Regions from separate parts of the Mus musculus genome. Here region 2 is linked to region 1. Evidence: chromatin loops called from intact Hi-C (ENCODE). Cell type or tissue: heart. All regions are shown on one strand.

Region 1 (2,500 bases):
CCTGACGTCAGTGTCCTCAGTGATCTGACCTCTTCGGCTGCCTCATTCTCCCTCTCCACGCCATGATGCCGTGAACCTGCTTTGGTCTGACTCCCCTGTTAAGTTTCCAGCCTATCTGCGTCTCCGCACTCCGGACATTTGCACTGGCCAGTCCTGAGGGTCTCAGCTGAAATGTCACCTCCCCACGGAGTCTTCTTGCTTCACCTTTGCCAGCTGTTCTGTCTCCTTGGTGCTTTTGTTTACTTCAGACCACTAAACCACAACCGGAACTACTTATTGTTTGTCTCTTGTTCTCCGCCTCCCAGCAGGCTGCAGACTCGCTTGAGAGTAAATGGTCTTTTTCACTGTTAAAGGGATACATCTGGAGTCCTTCAAACAATGGCAGCTGAAACAGCAGCAACAGCAACAACAACAACACATTACTATTTCTTCTGTACCTATATTGGGCAGCCACGTTAATTTTTCAACGCCTGTCAGTTTGCCTCCGATTTCAGCAATTACCCCCGATCCAGGCCTTCGCATTACTTTCTTGGGTTTATACTTGCTACTTTTTTTTTTTTTTCTATCACAAACACCGGGACCAAAAGTAACTCGGGGGAGAAAGGCTTTATATCACCTTGAGGGGCTATCACCAAGGGAAGGCAGGTGTTAAAGCAAAAACCTGGAGGCGGGAACTGAAGCACGGAGGGGTGCTTACTGGTTTGCTCCCTGTGGTTTACTCAGCTTGCTTTCTTTTTTGTTTTGTGTTTTTGGTTTGTTTGTTTGTTTCCAGACAGGGTTTCTCTGTATAGCCCTGGCTGTCCTGGAACTCACTTTGTAGACCAGGCTGGCCTCGAACTCAGAAAGAAATCCACCTGCCTCTGCCTTCCGAGTGCTGGGATTAAAGGTGTGTGTGCTCCACCACATCAGGCTTCAGCCTGCTTTCTTATGCCACCCGCGACCACAGGATGGCACCACTCACAGTGGAATGGGCCCTCTAAGGCAATCATCAGTAAAATGTTCCGTAGACCTGCCTACAGGGCAATCTGATGTTGGTCATTCCACACCGGGAGTGAGGTTTCTTCTTTCTGGATGACTCCTGCTTCTGTCTAGCCACCCCACAACACACATGGACATGAGTCATTCACTCACTAGTATCTATGAGGAGTCCATAAGCCCAGCTCAGAAGGGCGCTTTCACCAAATCTAACACCAAGTTTCTAACTGAATGGGAAAGCAGGCGAACAACTCAGTAAGGTGGTCCCCCGACACTGTAGTAGAGAACTACTGTATGCCCCAAGGGATGGAGAGGGTAGAGATGGTGATGGCAGAGGTGGAGAGGGTGGGGTGGAGGAGGTGTAGGGGTGAAAAAGTAGAGGATGGAGAGGCTATGGGTGTAGGGGGTAAGAATGGAGAGTGTAGGGTTTGAAAAAGTAAGGATGGATAGTTTAGAAATGGAGAGGATAGGGTAGAGAGGATGCAGATGGAGAGGATGCAGATGGAGAGGATGCAGATGGAGAGGACAGGTGAAGAGGGTAAGGGTGGTTAGGGTGGGGGTGATGAGTGTAGGAATTGAGAAAGTGGGGGTGTCCAGGGTAGGGTTAAAGAAGGTAAGCATGGCATGTAGGGAAAGAGAAGGTGGAAGTGAAGAAAGGTTGGGATGCTAAGGTGGAGAGGGTAGGGGTGGAGAGTGTATTTTTGGAAAGGTCAGGCATCTCCATGCCGCTAAAGGTTCTGGCCAAACTTCCCATAAATGGCTCTCGAGCAACTGTCTCCAGGAGTTCCCAAGTAGATAAGCAGTGTCCGAGGGGAGTCTCAGATGGATGAGGTCGTTCAGATCCACGAGCTAAAGAGCTATGCCGGCGAGTTTGCACTGAGGTACAGCTTGTGAGCCAGGGAGGCGAGGCAGGCATTTCAGAGATGCGTCTGTGGGAACTGAGTCCCTGCTTCATCCGTCTCTAAGGAGCTAAGTGACCTTGTTTCCTCTTCTCTGGCTGGCTGGTAGGTACTTAACGAAAACCAAACTCTCCATACTTTGAAATTTTCCACGAGCATCCAGGCCCTCCACCCACCGCCCCACCCACTCCATATGAGCACCAGTGCACTGGATAGTCACATTTTTCCTAGCAAAGCAAGTGTTCTGAAAAAAAATTGCAATTAGTGGGAAATCTTGGCTCTGATATGGTCATAACTTTGAAAGGAACTGAGACTATAAATAGGAAATCATAGGTTAGCACCATGTCTTATATTATTAATCATCACGCCCAGGTCAGACTACACACCCCAAGGTGATGTTACCGTCAGGCCAGAGACCCTTTGTTCCATTTTTTTCTAATAGTGTCTACCACTTTCTAATTGTAAGACATCCGTCTGCAGCAGTGCTTTTCAAGATTCCTAATGCTGCGGCCCTCCAATTCAGTTCCTCAGGTTGTGATGTCCCCAACCATAAAATTACTGTCTGCTACTTAATTAATTTTGCTACTGTAATGAACCACAATCGCATACTATATGAATCATAGTAT
Region 2 (2,500 bases), 54 kb before region 1:
TGTGTATGTGTATGTGTATGTGTATGTGTATGTGTATGTGTATGTGTATGTGTATGTGTATGTGTATGTGTATGTGTATGTATAATGTATATGTATAATGTATATGATGCATATGTTGTATATATATGTGTATATGTATGTACGTACATACATATGTAGGTATATGGATATGAGTATGCATGTGCACCTGTGAAATTGGTGAAACAGATGGTAGAGACTGACCAGTGTGTGTGTGTGTGTGTGTGTGTGTGTGGCCTTCTCTCTGTCCTTTTCTTTCTTGCTGGCCACTTAAGAGTTAAACAAGTTCAGAGATTCTCACTGGATATTCTTGCCAGCCCCAGATAATTAAGTTTTGTTTCATCAGTAGTGCTGACCCTGTAAATTGCCTGCCCATGTCATCTGAGAGGGGCTATTGGCTGCCTGCCTCAGTTTACCCTGTGGTGTTAAAGCTGGACTTGGACATGATTAGCTCCTTCTGAGAGGTATTCAGCTGTCTGACTTGCGTTCCCTGTCTCCTGAAGTCTTAGACATTGTATAGCTCAGGATAATCACCATGAAGGACAAGGGCTGACGAAAGTGTGGGGCTCGGAGCAGCCCTAATCTCTGCCCTGAGAAAGGTGTCTGCACTTCTGAATTTTCATGGTCAGAAGAGTGGACGCTGGATGAGCTGTGACCTGCAAATCCTGGCCCAGTAGCTGCAGAACTTCCCTCCTAGACTTAAATAATGGAACAGGAAGCACGAGAAGGAGCTCTGGGGTTCATTGATCTGTCCAGGTGCAGAATGGGGTAGACTTGGAAAAAGAGCAGAATAAGGGGATCCACGGAGGACAAAAACCACACACCAGCACAAGCAGGCAGAATCAAGGGTTGACCTCTCTCTTTGGTTCCACAGTGTCCTTGTAGCACTCTATGAGAAGCCAAAGTCGCAGGACAGAGTATGTAGCAGATAAGCAGAGTTCCCTATCAGAAGGTGGTTAAGTGGAAGTGCTTAGAGCGTGAGGCTTCTCTCAGGGACTCAGAGTCACCCTCTTAGTATAGCAGTGCTGCTCTGACACCATGCTGGAAATCAAGAAGCTTAGTCAGACATGGCAGAAACTTCTGTTCACCATCTGGAGTCCAGGAAGTTGAAGATCCAGATGCCAGTAGTCCAGTATCTAAGGAGGACCTGCTTCGTGGTTCATAATTAATATCTTCTCACTGTGTCAGTTAGGATGGTGTCTCTCTCAGTGCCTCTGTGACGGAACCAGCTCTCGGCACAATCTCCTGTGGTCTCTTCCTTGAGGATTGGAGATTTCAGCAGGTGAATTCCAGGGTGTGGGATGCAAGCACTCAGCCAGCACTGGGGGTTTCTATTAAGACCAAGAGATGCATTAGGACCAAAGGCTCCTTCCAGGATGCTTGACGGAGGGAGGTAATGCTGGAAACCAACAGTAAGAGAAGACAAAGGGCTCTGAGATAAGTGGTATTTCAACCACAGGGAAGAAGGAAGGAAGGTGTGCTGGTTTGTTTTTGTCAACTTGATACAAACTAGAGTTACCAAGAGAGAAGGAACATCGATTGAGAAATGGCCTCTGTCAGACTGGGCTGTGGGCACATCTGTGGGGTATTTTCTTGATTACTGATTGAAGTGGGAGAGCCCAGCCACTGTGTAGGTAGTGCCACTCCTGGGAAGGTGGGCCTGATGGGTAGAAAAAAAAGAAAGAAAGAAAGCAGGCCTAGCCAGCCAGTAGAGCCGCTAAACAACATTCCTCCAGACTTTCTGCTTTAGTTCCTGCCTCCAGGTTCCTGCCTTGAGTTCCTGCCCTGCCTTCCTTGATGATGGACTGCGACCTAGGAGCCAAACAAACCATTTCCTCCTGGGTTCACCACAGTCAGACTACGGTGCAAAGACAGATTATTCTTGGACCAAGCACAGCTTGAACCTTTCTTTTCTTATTTTTTTCTTATTTTTTTGTCCTTCTGATTTCTCCGTGGCCTGCATAGTGCTGTCTGCATGGGATTGACAGCAGGAATTCAGGAGATGCACGTTGTGGGAGAGAACAAGACAGTGCAGTCAGTGGGGGACATTCCATTGTCATCCCTGTGAGATTGGAGTCAGCATGGAGCTGGAGTTAGCTTGCCCTGCAGGAGCCACTGGCAGGGTCTGGAACGCAAAGCAGGGATGGAACTAATGAGACAGACTTTCCAAGCAGGAAAATCTTCTAAATTGTCTTGTTTGCCATTGGATTTAGGGTTTCTGTGGTGGTTTGAATATGCTTGACCCAGGGAGTGGGATTATCTGGAGGTTGGAGTAGGTGTGGCCTGGTCAGAGGAAGTGTGTCACTGTGGGGGTGGGCTCTAAGACCCTTGTCCTAGCTGCCTGGAAGCTAGTCTTCTACCAGCCTTCAGATGAAGATGTAGAACTCTCAGCTCTGCCTACACCATGCCTGCCTGGATGCTGCCGTGCTCCTACCTTGATGATAATGGACTGAACCTCTGAACCTGTAAGCCAGCCCCAATT

What was found. A loop is a pair of places that touch in the nucleus more often than their neighbours do. Peaks named below come from ENCODE experiments on the same cell type or tissue, not always from the same donor. Only the 100,000 strongest peaks of a DNase experiment are listed, where the experiment ranks them.
Region 2: a loop joins it to region 1, with 2.0 times the contacts of the local background. A loop is called at or near these places in 5 of 42 quality-filtered maps.

The regions. Positions count from the first base shown.
Region 1 is chr15:59,280,046-59,282,545 of GRCm38, forward strand. All of the region lies in intron 2 of Gm36617 (a long non-coding RNA gene), which reads left to right. Among named protein-coding and RNA genes, the nearest start is that of Sqle, 34 kb to the right of the region's middle. In heart, a CTCF peak has its summit at 942 (motif pointing right); no DNase peak of the experiment used is centred here; H3K4me3 peaks cover 453 bases; H3K27ac peaks cover 469 bases.
Region 2 is chr15:59,226,534-59,229,033 of GRCm38, forward strand. No RefSeq gene overlaps it. Among named protein-coding and RNA genes, the nearest start is that of Gm36617, 18 kb to the right of the region's middle. In heart, no CTCF peak of the experiment used is centred here; no DNase peak of the experiment used is centred here; H3K4me3 peaks cover 399 bases; H3K27ac peaks cover 930 bases.